Linked DNA regions of Mus musculus: region 2 is linked to region 1. A link is a loop called in an ENCODE intact Hi-C map of the cell type or tissue named here. Cell type or tissue: left cerebral cortex. All regions are shown on one strand.

Region 1 (8,000 bases):
AATGACGGCAGTTGCTTCCCTTAGTCATACATTTTTTTCAATTATGTTTGTTGTAAGGTGGTGGTGTGTGTGTGTGTGTGTGTGTGTGTGTGTGCATGTGTCTATGTGTGTTTGTGTCTAATGTGAGGGGGACTATAGCCCAAATTTTCTGAATTTTCTGTATGTGTATCATTGGTATATGAAATAGATTTTGGTTTTTAGTTTATTTTGAATCATTCCATTATGCTGAAGTTATTTATTAGCTTCAAAACACTTGTGTAGTGTTCAGAGTATCTTGTAGAAAAAAAAATCATCATCTGAAAATAGAGTTACCTTAGTGTCTTTTGCCATTCATAACCCTTTTATTACCTTCCATTAACTTACTGCTTTAGAGAATATTATAAGTAATAAATTGAACAGTAGTGCCAGGTTTTGACATCCTCCTTTTTTCTCCCATCAGTGGAAATGCTTTACATTTTCCCCACATAATTTTTGTTATGTTGAAGTATACTCCTTTCATCCCTAGGCTCTCTATACATTTTGTAAAATGTAAAGTTGTTTCTGACTTATCACATAGGAGGTCTGAACCTCAATAGTATGAATGAATTACTTAATGCTGGGAAGGATATGATTACATTAGGGTAAATGTGTAGTTGCAAAAAAAAAATTGATTTCATGGTGCAATGAAATATGTAAGCAGGCAGCCCATCCAGAGCATTAGGCAAATTTTTGGGATCTATAGATTTGTCAGCATAATAATGTGCATTATGTTTAAAACCAGAAAACAAAATATCAAGAAAACAAGTTATCAAGTTGAAAATGTACTTAGCTTTATGGAGACTTGATGTGCCAATGTTGGGTGATACACAGAAGGGCCTCCATGTCTTAGAGGACATGGACAGGGGTATTGTGAGAGAGATTGTGTGAGGGATGGACCAGGAAAGGGGGGATAGCAACTAAGATTTGAAGTGAATAAATAAATGAATAAATAAATAAATAAATATAAAACAAAACAAAACTAAACAAACAAACAAACAAATAGTTCAGATAGCTATCTACACAATAATACCCTTATACGCATAAGTTGCTGTTTTGACATGTTCCAACCTCAGGTTGAGAGAAGATGTTGTAGAAGGGGTGAATGGAAATCGAGGAAGACAGATTCATAGTTAGTGATGGATGCAAGATGAAAATTCTGTAATCTCCTTGAAATAGTTCTTTCTTGCAGACCAAATCCCAGTCTTTTATATGCTAAGCTACTTCTTTAGAAATTGAATACCAGTTTAATCATGTACTCCAGGTTCACTTTTGATCATTCCTTGAATCAATATTTTATTACCTTAGCCCCTTGACTCTTAGAAATAGAATCTGAAATACAGAACACAATTGAGGCAAATAAACCAGACACCAAATACATTTTGTGACATAGCAAGTCCTATGTATTATTGGCTGTCAACTTGACTAATCTCGAATAAACTACAGTCCAGAATTGGAGGGCTCACCTGTGATCCAGGACTTGAAGTTGGAAGACAGATGTTTCTGACCTGAATCTTGTCATGGAGATCTTGAAGCATAGTGGCTTTGAAAAGCTTAGGCTCAGGCATGGTAGTACATGCCTTTAATCTCAGGCACTAAGGCAAGGAGATCTCTGAGTTCAAGGTCAGTTTGGGACAAAGCAAGTACTAGATCCAGGCCAGGTGGTGCACATCTTTAATCTGGCACACACCTTCTGCTGGAGAACTACAACAAGACATTGGAAGAAGGAAGATTCTCTCTTTTTCACCTGATTTCATTTACTTTCCAGAATATCTATTGGCACCTACTTCTACAAAAGACCAGCTGAAACATCTAACCTGGTGGGACTGAGCAACTACTAGATTCTTCGACTTCCCATTCACAGGTGAACATTATTGGGGTGGTTGGACTACAGACTTTAAGACATCACAATAAATTCCCTCAATATTAAGTGACCTTCCATAACTTCTGTGACTCTAGAGAAATCTGACTAATAAAAAAAATGTACTGTGAGTGGTTCTAGAAGAGCAGAAGTATAAGGATGGTTCTTTTTAAAGTCTGGAATTAGCTTAATAATTTGTCAGCACCTTCTAATTCACCAGCACCTTCTAATTCACTGAAACTTCTGCATATATTCTCTCTCCTGGGAGTTCAGAGAATATTGAAGGCCTGTGGTAGAAACTATATTTCAAATTAAAGAATCTAGTGCCTTTAATTTTCTTGATCCATCAATTATAACTGGCAACGTATAGGATGGCCCAGTGTACACAACTTTCTACAGTTTGTGGGGAAATATGAAAATGATTTTGCTTGTTTGTTGCTTTTAGTATCTCTGGAAAAATTGATGAAGGAAAATAATGAGCTATGTGATAGAATTGATTGGCTCCAGATGCAAATAAGCAATCTAAAGTTTTCTAAATGTGCCCTTGAAGAAAATATTCTCTACAGCAGAAAATCAAACTGAAGCTCATATTATAAGGTTGGCTGAATTACAGTGAAAATTCAAGTCTCAGCCTCAGAGCATGTCTTCAGTTAAGTAAGGGCAATATTTGGCAAAGAAGGGGATCCTATAACTTGGGATGGGGATGCATGGGAGGACCCTGTTGAAGCTGAGAATGTTGACTCTTCAGATTCTGAAGGGTCTAGCTCACCTGAGGAAGTAGTACCTTCAGATCCACCTCTTGAAGCCTTTTTCACATGAAGAAAATAATCCCTCAGAGTCTGATATATCAGCAGTGACTTTCTTTGAAGAAAGTGTGGGGCAAGACAATACTGATATTCCTCAAAGCCCACAATAGTTTCTTCTAGACCTATAATGAGACTCAAAGCCCCTAGAGAGGATATAGAATGTGTATTCCATGAGGAAATGAACTACACTACTAAGGAGCTTAATGAGTTTGCTAATTCATTCAAGCAGAAATCTGGGGAATATGTGTGAGAATGGTTTTAAAGGTGTGAGATAATGGTAGATGCCACACCATCTCCAGTAGAATCTGTGTGACAAGTTCCACAGACTGAGGTGATTGACCTCAGTAGGGGGAGGCCTCCTGGAACCAATTGCCGAACTCTTTGCTGGAGAAAAAATATTGAGCCATAATTCTTATGGCAATCTATCTGTTCTGTTTTCTCTTATTCCCTTTCTTATTTAACATGTTCCTGGCAGCCTAGGCCAAGAGCTTAAGTGAGAATAATGGGTAAGAAACTATTCCTAGAGATGGCACCACTAACATGACCTTATCCCCCGGTAAACCAATGCTTTACTTTCTAAATCATTTACAAAACTATTATGATAGATAAAATTTTCCCAAGAATAAAATTTCATATGGTTAGATGTGTGTCATCAAAGGTGGATTTTGGTGTATGGTAAAGGAAGCTTTAATTAGAAAGAATTAAAACAGTTTAAATTTATACATTGAAGATTTATAAAAAAAACAGGCACTAGATGATAAATAATAACTGACCATGGTGCTTGAAAGTTAGGTCAGTGGTTTAGAGCACTGACCGTTAAAGATTTATTGTCCTGCTCCTGGAAATATGCCACTAGCCTTGAATGACAGCCCCCACTGAATACATCCTTTTAGAGTTGTTATATTTTGATGATTTATAATGATGTTACCTGTTCTGTTTGTGAGTCACTGAATATATATTTTCAGAGTTGTAATGCTTGGACGATTTTTTGTGCTTTATTGTGCCAAATGATTTTTGTTGGTATCTGTTGTGGATAGCCCTGGGGCTAATTAAATTACAAAATAATAATAGTTATGTCCAATTATATCTGAGATAAAATAGTCTTTTAATTGGACAGAAAGTGGGAAATGTTGTGGATAGCCCTGGGGCTAATTATATTTGATTCCATTTTTCTGTGAGTGGCAGCGAACAAGGAATGAGTAAGCAATCAGGTGATTTCCTGTAAATCTGTTTCCCACCTTAATTTGTAAAATAAAGGAGAGCCGCTTATTGGGCAGATAAAAGGGAAAGTGGAGCAGAAGGGGGGGGGAGAGAAGAAGGAGAAAATGGAAGAGGGAGAGGACGCAGAGGAGGAGGAAGAAGGAGACAAGTTGAGCAGAAGCACATGGCCTGGAGAAACTGTAAGTTCTAAGGGGTCTCATAAGCTGTGGAAGATGGTAGTATAGTGGTACATCTGCCCAATCTAGGCTCACAGCATGTAATCATATTAACTGTGTTGTGTTTTCATTGCTGGGGCATATTTGGGATGGGAGATTTAACGCAACAAAATGGTGCCTAATGTATTGATTTGAATTCAACTAAACTGAGATAAAAATTCATTGCCCTCCAACCCTTGAATGAGGCTTGGGCAGTCACCTAGCCTATAGCAATATGGATTTGAAGCTGGCTAGATTTAAGGAACCTGTGGGAACTAAAAAGGGGAAAGAGGGGAAGGAGAGGGAAAGGAGGATAGCCCACGTCTGGCCAGAGTTCCACCTATGCTCTGGGCAGGCAGACATGGGTGGGCTCCCAGATGCTTTCCACTCGGTCCCGGGTGGGCATCTAAGCCACTGACCCCACTCAACAGGGTGTGGACAAGGGTCAGCCCCTGACCAGGGACCTGGGCCAACACCCTGTCCCCTGGGGTTATGGGAGAGAGCTTCCCACACAGGCGAGAGTCTGTGCAGTGGACCTTGATGAACAGAGACAGTCTATGATTTTAGAGCTTTATTATAGAAAGGCAAGGAAGGAGAAAGGACAGAAAGTAAGAGAGAGAGAGAGAGAGAGAGAGAGAGAGAGAGAGAGAGAGAGAGAGAGACTGGCCATGACCAAGAGGAGAGAAGGGGAAAAGAGAAAGAGAGAAGAAAGGCTAGAGAGTAAGAGGAAGAGAGAGGAGAGGAGAGTTGGAACAAGAGAGTGAGAGGAGTGAAAGAGTGAGGAGGGGCCAAATAGCCCCTCTTATAGTTGGGAGGAGTTTAGCCTGAAGGTCAGAAGCTTGGGACATTGTCTACGTGACTACTAACCATGCTTCTCTTGTGGGGGCTGAGGGGGCGGTAACAGGAGCCAGGGTTCCAGGAGACACGAGAGAACTCCTTCTGTCCCATGTAGGTAAATTATCAGCACCAGGTCCTGGGGTTTATACCTCAGCTCAACTGGAAACCAGGCTGTCTGTTCATAGCCCAGTGCCCCACAGGGGCCTACAGAGAACAGCAGAGGGGCATCTATGCCTGAGAGAGCCTTTCTGTGTTTGCTTCCCTATATCCTTCGTTCCCCACCCTGCCTACCCCATCTCCAAACAAGGACACAGACAACCTGGATCTTTTTACACTCAGCTTCTCCCTGTGAATAAATAATTGGGAGACTAAAGTACAAAGGACTATGTACCACGTAATTCATTTCTATAAAGAGAGAAATATAACCTTTTGATACTTGAAGAAGGTATAAAAATTTAGTGCTCTAATAAGGCGTATGTGATACTCATATTCTGTCTAACATGGGCTCCATGGACATTTGGGTTTAAATCCTGGTTTGACAAGCTGCCTCTTATAACTAGGTGTAGTACCTAAGATGGGAAATTTCACCTGTGGTTCAGAACCAGATAGAGATTATTAGTCACTGACTCCTAGAGAGAGCAGTGATAATCACCTGCTATGAAGAGGTATTAATTAATTGAAGTCTGTGGTTCAAGGTAGAGAGTGCCCTAACAAGTTTTACAGGGTACTCATATTCTGTCTAACGTGGGCTTTATGGGAATTTTAGCTTTAAATCCTTGTTTGACAAGCTGCTTCTTATAAGCAGGTATGGAAAGGGGAAAGGAAAGAACAAAGGAAAGGAAAGAGCAAAGGAAAGGAAAGAGCAAAGGAAAGGAAAGAGCAAAGGAAAGGAAAGAGCAAAGGAAAGGAAAGAGCAAAGAAAAGGAAAGGAAAACAGAAGTGTGAATTAATTGTTTTAAAGACTGTATAATAAAGTCTGTAGGAGACTCATATTCTGTCTAATGTAGGCTCCACAGAATTTTGGGTTTAAATCCTGACATGAGAAATTAGAAAGGCCTAAATAGGCTAAAATGCATGTGATTTTGAATATTGTGCTGGTTTTATTGTTCCTCTGGGACAGAGGGCTACAGGTTTTCTTGGTTACCAGCTGAAGGGTATGCTGATTTGGGGAAAAGGTTTTGTCTTTTTGTTTTTGGAAAAGGTGATTAAGGTATTTAATAACTTCCAGAGTTATATGGATCAGATTTGATAGGGGGAGACCCCCCTGAGAACTAGATTCCAGAGAATGAAACAAAAAGTTTATTTTGATGATACTAAAATTTTGATTTGAGATTTATATATTACAGAATACATAGCCTTGGTGAATTTCATCGTCAGACATGTTGAACTCCCGATGTCTTGGTTTTTCATCAGGATCCATCAGAGACTAATACAATTGTTGGTGTAGCCTTCTTAAGGCCAACTAATTCTCCCATTTCCTTACCCTTCCCTCTCCCATCAAAAATATCTCAACATCCATATTCAGCTTGAAGAAGTTATGAAGAGTCATCATCCCAGTTCCCTAGGTTTTGGGACTGGGGGTGGTTATTATAGGTTGTCTTTGATATTAAAAATTTTGAAGTACAAGGCTTGAACCCCGTCCTTATATTGCTGTTATTATAAACAGATCTGAGATGTTTAAGCCTGTGAGCTAAGGGCCAAATAGGAAATTCATGGCTCTGAGTTTATTGTTAGGATATCCTCAGTTATTTTAATTAGAAATGGCTGAGAGTAGTTAACAAAGAACACTCTAGATTACTGAACATAGTTGGCTTACAAAAACATCAGAAGTCCACAGAATGTAAATTTTAGTGTTATTTATTCACTAGTCTTTGAGATCAGTCTGCTCCTGAAAGCTTTCCCTGTCTTGGACTCAAAGAAGAAACTGAGCATCTTTGAGTTACTCCAGTTGTGGCAAAACAACCACTAGGCAAGAATTGCCTCATTCATCTACAGACATAATACTCTCCAAAGAAAGGACACAATTACAGCTTAGGATAGCTTGATTCTGTTGAGACAGAGTAGGCTAGTCTTTAAAATTCCTGTTTCTCTAAGTCTGTCAGATTACCCTGGCCAGTAGGCTGAAGACCGGTGCTCCAACATACTGAAGTAAGGGACTGTTCAGGTGACCAGCGGTCTCTATGGATTGGATAAGTTTTGGAAGCTGTTTTAGGCTTTCTGTATGTTTTCAGTTAATATCAGTCATCTTGGATTTCTGATGGGGTTGAAAAATTGCATAGTCTCCTAGTCAACCCAGGCTTTCTACTTTGAGAGGAACAGTTTTGAGAGGATGGTGTTCAGATGGCATTCAATCTAAAGCCAAGACATAGCCAGATGTAGAATTATAAGTCTTTTAAGTAAGGATAGATGACAGAGGTTCTGTTTAATTAACAAAATGATGGACTGGGTGTTAGGTCTCTTGTACTTTATAAAGTCTCTTTACTTTACAAAATAATAATAGCTATGTTCAATTATATCTGAGATTAAATATTGGCTAGGTAAAAAGTTCAGCAGGAGGAACAGAATAGAGTGGGTAGCCAGGTACCTGTCCACAAGATCTATAGCTATTTGTTCTTAACTAGGGGTAGGCTTCAATTTTTCCCACAGAAATCTCAACTAAACCAGTACTTTTCCACTAAGGCCAAGACTTTGTAAGTAAGCACTTAATGGTTGACAAGGCAGTTAACATTCAAACAGGGTCAGTCCAACAAAACACTGACAATCTTACCACTAAAGTGGTTAACTGACTATCCCATTGGGATTGAACAATGGTCTGTGATAAAAGGAAAATCACAGGAACTAGAACAATTAGTCCAAGAGCAGCTTGGGACTCAGTATATAGAAGAATCCACAAGCCCTTGGAATTCTCAGTACCTACTTTTAATAGAAAGCTGTCCAATAAAATACCATTGTAATGTCCTACCTCAAGGAATGTTAAACAGTACTACCTTGTGCCAATATTTTGTCAAACAACCATTAGAGATAATTTCCTCAATCTATAATTTACCAGTATATGGATGATATCTT
Region 2 (8,000 bases), 160 kb after region 1:
AAATGGGTGCTGTACCATAGAGCACAGAAATACATTGCATCATCCTCAGTCTGTGCCCCTGTGATGGTGAGGGCAGCCTTGTCTCCAATCAGGGAGCCTGAGAATCTGACAGGAACACCTGGAGCTCGGTTGCTGGTACCACCTATTAGACCAGTGAATAAATGATCTGGTTTTTCTTGGACCCAGTTGGCATAGTTACTAGTTGTAACAGCCCCAGTACTTGAGCGACAAGTGAGTATGACTGTTCCACCAGGTGATGTGGTGAGTGCAGATTCCTGAGTCACAACAGCCTGGGAACTGGCTCCTGCAAACAGGTAAGAAATCCAGTCATCAGTAGCAAATCAGAGACAAGATGTGTATTGTTGCATACCCACTGCAGTGTAGAAAGGCTGCTGACCTGAGCAGAGAGCCAGGAGAGAGAGTATAAGTGAAGTCCAGGCCATAATTCACAAACCAAGTCTATTATTTTCAATATTGGTCAGCAGCAGGCAGTGAGACAGACATAATATAACTCTTAGTATGGGCTGGGCTGGGCTAGTAATGCAAATTACTTTCATTTACAGGTTTATTATAAGATGTCACGTGAGATCTACTACACTGACACAAATAAATGTTCACATGTTACTAAGAACAGAGCTCAGGGGCATTAATCATCAATTTTTCAGGCTTATCCAGAGTCATAAACACATCCTATCAATATTTTAGAGTGACAATAGTAATGAAAATCATGTGTCACCATGTGTTGCCCTACTCACAGCATTACAAATATGTAGACCAGTGTAAAGGAATGAATAAGGAGAAAAAAGCAAAGTTTTTATAGTTTCCAGTAACTACATTAATTATGGAAAAGTGACTTATACTGTGTTTGTTCATTCCAATGGTCAGTTCATGGAAGAAGATTAATGTGTGTAGTATAATGAGTCTAAATCTGGGAAATGATATAATTATAAAGATGAATTGAGAAATGGAATGAAAAGGGCAGAGAGTGCCTAGGTTTTAAAGACCCATGCATTTCAAAGCAGTCCATTGTAGAATTAACACAAACAATTCAAACAGAGTATCATTCTATTCTAGCTCAACAATACATTAATACTTGGTATGAATATTCACAGTTCAGAGACGTTAATGTGTATATAGCAACAAAAACACCCTAGTATACCTACATAAAGATGTCCCATAAAGATTGGAAAGGGTCAACTACATACAAAGACAAACTGATAACTGTGTTTTGAAATCACCATGACAATATTTAAAAAACATTATTTCTTTGTGTATGTGCATGTTTTGTAAAAATAGGATGCAGTTTCAAGCAACAAAGCAGATAGATAACTGGATCTATTTGTAAAATGGATGGATGTGGAAGGGAAAACGTAGGGTGACAGAATCTAACTTTTCATTTTGTTAAATATGTATGTCCACCTGTTCTAGCATTCTCAAAATCAGTTTTTAATATAAATTATATGTGTATGTGTACATCTTGTCTTCAACGTGGGCATATATTTGAGAACAAATCTTGCTTACAAAACTTCTTACATAATAACGTAATTCTGAAAATATTAATAACAACATATCTATATTGGAAACTCTTCACAGAAGATTAGTAGAAATATGGGCATCAAACCTGAATTGTGATGTCTATTTCTCACATTATCTTTTTGTATACATGTGATTCATGAACATTTCTATGACAATGTCAATATTTGGTGTTAGGATCTTGAAACTGTCAGGAAAGTACTGTTTGAGTATGAGGAAAACATAAGGAACTATTCCCAAGACAATCAGAGCTACCCTTGTCAAGCAGAAATTAAATTTATGTGTGGAGTGGAAAATGAGATTTAAATCAAAAAGGAAAATGGTTAATGGTAAGATCAACAGGGGTCAGTGTGAACGATCATGGAAATAGCAGAGCTTCCAGAACTCAGTGAATAGGGGGCTGGATTTGACTTGGGTATGGACACAGACAGGTGTTGACCTTGTTTCCAGCCTTCACAGGAAGGAGAATGTGTACTTCTATCCACATCTTGATATTTGATATTGAATAATTCCATCAGTTTGGGATTGAGTGAAATCAGAAGTTCTGGGGAAATAAACTATACCTGAACAGTGGAGCAATGGGCAGAGCAGTGGCTGAATGCTGGGGTTCTCTGCCCTTCCACAAGATAGACAGTGTAGGCAGCTGCGTATCCATATCTTGGCAAAGACCATGAGAAAATACCCAGTTGAGATCAAAATAAGCGTTCCTAGGTATTCCTGGTCCAGGTGTGCAATGTGCAGTAGGAATTGAGATCTGCAAATATACTTATCTCCCTGTGACTTGAGGGAAGAGCAGAAGGAAAGGCAAACACAAGTCACAGATGGAGGGACACTGATCCTTACATTCCAGAGGGCTGACTCTGATTCTTGTCTCATTGTACCCATACCTCTTGCCAGAACCAGTCTTCTCTACAAATATATTTTCATCAGTGATTACCTCACTCTTCTCTCAAAAGTATCGTTGATGGTTGTCTCACACACACACACACACACACACACACACACACTTAGTAAGATGGAGTTTGATTTTTGTCTTGGGAACCAGTCAGGAACTCATACCAGCTGAGCGATGCATAGGTCTGCTTAATAAACTTAAAGACTTGAGAAGATGCAGCTACTGATTCTTAATTTGTGAGCAAATGGCAACTCTGCTGTGCCAAGGTTTCTTTGGGTAAATGGTCCTTAGTAATTTATTTACTGCAAACCAGGACTGTGGCACAGGCACAAGGAGCACAGTCATCATGTCCAAGGAGATATTTTCACTTTGCAGCTCCCCTAATCTCTGACTGAATTAAAGCATTCATAGACTAATTTCTAACTTTTGTGGCTCTGATATGCTGTGTGTAATTCTGAAACCTCTCACTATCAAGAAGCTCTTCCCAGTGAACTATATGTACTGTGCATTATGTTGATGAGCTGTAAAACCCTTCTAGCACCTTGTTACTCTGTGAGAGTCAGATCAAAGGAGGCCCAGTGTTTTTTGCGATGGATTTTCCCCCTGGGAGGAATCAGATGTTATAACACTGTAAGGGGCCAATGAGCAACTGTACATGGTTCAGTGAATTTAAACATGTGGTCTCTGAAGACTTCTGAGAAGGGTCACACCACCCTCTAGTGGCTTTATTATTCTCATTTGTTCATTTAACCACTTATTGTACTAGGCAACCCTAAATTTATTTGCCAAGCTGCCTAATAAGTATTACATTTTTCTCTTCAATTATTTCAGTTTATATTTTGTTTCAGAAATTAGTCCCAATTTTTTATACATTGATTTCAACGTTTAGGGGATTTATCCTTATTTAAGTGCTTTGACAAAACACAAGTAATGATTTTCATGACTGAAAGAGGAAATCGTTGATTTTGAGCATCATATGTACAGGTTACTTTAGTGAGAATCATATTTAAGAAATTAAAGAATGTGGGAAAACAAATAGTCCAAGATTGGATTAATGTATCAAAGATCATGGATCATGTATTAGATACTAGTGACAGAATTTCACATTCTGTGTCCAGAAATATTGCCAAAATTCAACATTATGTGACATTTTATAATGTCAACTAACCTCAGAGGACATAATTGGAAGTTCTCATGTATCTTCAACTTGTGATAGGTCTTGTTTCCTCTGCAAAATAACCCAATTCAATTTAGAGGAGGATTACATATTTTCACTGGTATGGAAGTCTTAGAGGAGCCTAAATCCCCTAATTTTCTGGCATTTTCCAGGACTCTCAGTTGAATGCCTATGGTTAGAATCAATTTTCATGAATTCCTGCTTTGGGGAAGTAGGGACATTTACTGGGGAAATATTTTGGCACTCCTAACCGCTACACTTTGAAAAAAAGTATGAAGTCTCTGCTCTTCACAGCCTTAACTGTAAATAAGACTTGCTAATCACTTTGTTAGTGGATAATTTATGACACTTAGAGAATTAAAGTTAATGTGGTAGTGTCTTGATTCCAGAGCTTATACTCTGTACATGGTGCGAAGTTACTGTCAATGTGCTTATAATCTTTCCTTGGTTGAAGAGATCAAAGTTTCAGCATATGAAATCATTCTATGTAGGAAGACAGAGAATGAGGAAGGAGACATCGTGAGCACCAACTTTCTACTATAATGTCCACAAGTAGCATAGGGCATGTATGATCCCACTTTGGGTTCCATTATTTACAGGGGGACAAAATATATTTCAGGCAGGTACAAAAATTTTTCTACCTGTGAAGAAACCCAGAAGCAAACTATGTGTTGCTTTTGCCAAAGCCTTTGTCAGTAAATATTTAAGGCGTTCATCACAATACTGCTTAGTACCTAAAAACTGGAATAAATTTTGAAATGCAATCAAAATAATTATGGCAGGTACTTCCTGTAGTCATACGTTTTTCCAATTAGGTTTGTTATAAGGTGGTGGTAGTAGTGGTGGTGGTGGTAGTGGTGGTGTGTGTGTGTTTGTGTGAGTGTGCATGTGTATATGTGTGTTTGTGTCTAATGTGAGGAGGATTGTAGTCCAAATTTTCTGAAATTTCTGTATATGTATCATTGGTATATAAAATAGGTTTTGGTTTTGTGTTTATTTTCAATCATTACATTATGCTGAAATTATTTATCAGCTCCAAAACACTTGTGGAGTGTTTAGAGTATCTTATACAAAAATCATCTGAAAAAAGAGTTACCTTTATGTCTTTTGCCATTCATAACCCTCTTATTGCCTTCAATTAACTTATTGCTTTAGAGAATACTGTAAGTAATAAATTGAACAGTAGTGCTAGGTTTCGACATCCTTCTTTTTTCCCCATTGGTGGAAGTGGTTGGTATTTTCCTCACAAAATGTTTGTTATGTTGATATCTAGGCCCTCTATATATTTTATAAAATGTAAAATTGGTCCTTATTTATCCCATAGGAGGTCTGAACCTCAATAATGTGAATGAACACTTATTGGTGGGGAGGATATGACTACATTAGGGTAAATGTGTAGTTGCCAAAAAGAAAAAAAAAAGATTTCATGGTGCAATGAAATATGGAAGCAGGCAGCCCATCCAGAGCATTAGGCAAATTTTTTGGATCTGTTGATGTGTCAGAATAATAACGTGCATTATATTTAAAACCAGAAAACTAAATATCAAGAAAACAAGTAAGCAGGTTGAAAATGTGCTTAGATCTACAGAGACTTGATGTGCCAGTGTTGGGTGATACACAGAAGGGCCTCCATGTCTTACAGAACATGGACAGGGGAGTGGGGAGAGAGATTGTGTGAGGGATGGACCAGGAAAGGGGGAATAGCAACTAAGATTTTAAGTGAATAAAAATAAATAAATAAATAAATAAATAAATGGAAAAAGGAAAATGGCTATCTTGCCTACAGCAATCTACAGATTCAATGCAATCCCCATCAAAATTCCAACTCAATTCTTCACAGAGTTAGGGCAATTTGCAAATTCATCTGGAATAGCAAAAAACCTAGGATAGCAAAAATTATTCTCAATGATAAAAGATCCTCTGGTGGAATCACCATGCCTGACCTCAAGCTGTACTACAGAGCAATTGTGATGAAAACTGCATGGTACTGGTACAGTGACAGACAGGTAAAACAATGGAATAGAATTGAAGACCCAGAAATGAATCTACACACTTATGGTCACTTGATCTTTGACAAAGGAGCTAAAACCATCCAGTGAGGAAAAAAAAAAAAAAAACCCAGCATTTTCAACAAATGGCCCTGGCACAACTGGGGGTTATCAGGTAGAAGAATGTGAATTGATCCATTCTTATGTACTTGTACTAAGGTCAAGTCTAAGTGGATCAAGGAATTCCACATAAAACCAGAGACACTGAAACTTATGAAGGAGAAAGTGGGGAAAAGCCTTAAAGATATCGGCACAGGGGAAAAATTCCTGAATAGAACAGCAATGGCTTGTGCTGTAAGATCAAGAATCGACAAATGGGACCTCATAAAATTGCAAAGCTTCTGTAAGGCAAAAGACACTGTCAATAAGACATAAAGGCCACCAAAAGATTGGGAAAGGATCTTTATCAATCCTAAATAAGATAGGGAACTAATATCCAATATATACAAAGAACTCAAGAAGATAGACTCCAGAAAACCAAATAACCCTATTAAAAATGGGGTACAGAGTTAAACAAAGAATTATCAACTGAGGAATACCGAACGGCTGAGAAGCACCTGAAAAAATGTTCAACATCCTTAATCATCAGGGAAATGCAAATCAAAACAACCCTGAGATTCCACTTCACACCAGTCAGAATGGCTAAGATCAAAAATTCAGGTGACAGCAGATGCTGGCGAGAATATGGAGAAAGAGGAACAAGCTGGTACAACCACTCTGAAAATCAGTCTAGCGGTTCCTCAGAAAATTTGACATAGTACTACCAGAAGATCCAGCAATACCTCTCCTGGGCATATACCCAGAGGTTGTTCCAACTTGTAATAAGTACACATGCTCCACTATGTTCATAGCAGCCTTATTTATTATAGCCAGAATCTGGAAAGAATCCAGATGTTCCTCAACAGAGGAATGGATACAAAAAATGTGGTACATTTACATAATGGAGTACTACTCAGCTATTAAAAGCAATGAATTTATGAAATTCTCAGGGAAAGAGATGGATCTGGAGGATATCATCCTGAGTGAGGTAACCCAATCACAAAAGAAAACACATGGTATGCACTCACTGATAAGCATATATTAGCCCAGAAACTTAGAATACCCAAGATACAATTTACAAAACACATGAAACTCAAGAAGAAAAAAGACCAAAGTGGAGATACTTCATTCCTTTTTAGAATGGGGAACAAAATACCCATGGAAGGAGTTAAAGAGTCAAGGTTTGGAGCTGAGAAGGAAGGAAGGACAATCCAAAGACTGCCCCACCTGGGCATCCATCCCATATACAACCACCAAACTCAGACACTATTGCATATGCCAGAAAGATTTTGCTGACAGGACCCTGATATAGCTGTCTCTTGTGAGGCTATGCCATTGCCTGGAAAATACAGAAGTGGATGCTCACATTCATCTATTGGTTGGAACACAGGGTCCCTAATGAAGAAGGTAGAGAAAGTACCCAAGGAGTTAAAGGGTTATGCAACACTATAGGAGGAAAAACATGAACTAAGTAGTACCCCCTAGAGCTGTGTTTCTTCTTGCATATGTAGCAGAGGATGACTTAGTTGGCCATCAATGGGAGGAGAGGCCCTTGGTCTTGGGAAGGTCATATGCCCCAGTACAGGGGAATGCCAAGGCCAGGAAGCAGGAGTGGGTGGGTTGAGTGTTTAGGGGACTTTCAGGATAGCATTTGAAATGTAAATGAAGAAAATATCTACTAAAAACAAACAAACAAACAAACAAACAAAAACAAACTGCCAAAAAGAAAACGGGTTACTGTAGAGGCACAAATTTATTAAAGATATTATAAATAGATAGTGTACATTTCATAAAATGTATCCAACCTCTTTACCATCAAGAAAATAAAGAATAAATCCACCTTAAGATTTCATCTCACCCAAATCAGGATGCCAATAAAAAAGAACACAAATTATACCAAATGATGTTATGGAAATGGTCAAAGAAAACTCACATACACTGTTATAGAATGCAGTATACTTCAACTGAAAAAGAGCTTATAAAAATGAAGTACATGGTACATACATACAGTGGAATGTTATTAAGCTGCAAAGAAAAATGAAATCATGAACATTGATGATAAATTGATGGAACTAGGCAAGGTTTTACTAATTGAGGTAAATTAGACATAGAAAAAAGCTTCATATATTCTCTCTTATTAGAGGCTTCTAGCTCCAAATTTTCAGATGTGAAAACACATCCTAAAATAACTGCAAAATTTCCAGAAGGTAAAAAAACGGTGATGTGAGGCATCAATAGAGAGAGAAACAACAAGGTACCAGTGATCTGAAAGGCAAAATTATAAATGCGGGTTGGTTATATTTAAGGA

Evidence for each region. Peaks named below come from ENCODE experiments on the same cell type or tissue, not always from the same donor. Only the 100,000 strongest peaks of a DNase experiment are listed, where the experiment ranks them.
Region 2: it touches region 1 in a loop (2.3-fold over the local background); 4 of 42 quality-filtered maps call a loop at or near these places.

What each region holds. Positions count from the first base shown.
Region 1 is chr16:19,097,469-19,105,468 of GRCm38, forward strand. It overlaps LOC105246083 (a long non-coding RNA gene), which reads left to right. Exons shown (of 3, transcript XR_875947.2): 2 at 1,784-1,879. It also overlaps Igl. Among named protein-coding and RNA genes, the nearest start is that of Gm35545, 120 kb to the right of the region's middle. In left cerebral cortex, no CTCF peak of the experiment used is centred here; a DNase peak (open chromatin) is centred at 4,097.
Region 2 is chr16:19,260,402-19,268,401 of GRCm38, forward strand. It overlaps Igl and Iglv2. Among named protein-coding and RNA genes, the nearest start is that of Olfr164, 22 kb to the right of the region's middle. In left cerebral cortex, a CTCF peak has its summit at 3,182 (motif pointing left); no DNase peak of the experiment used is centred here.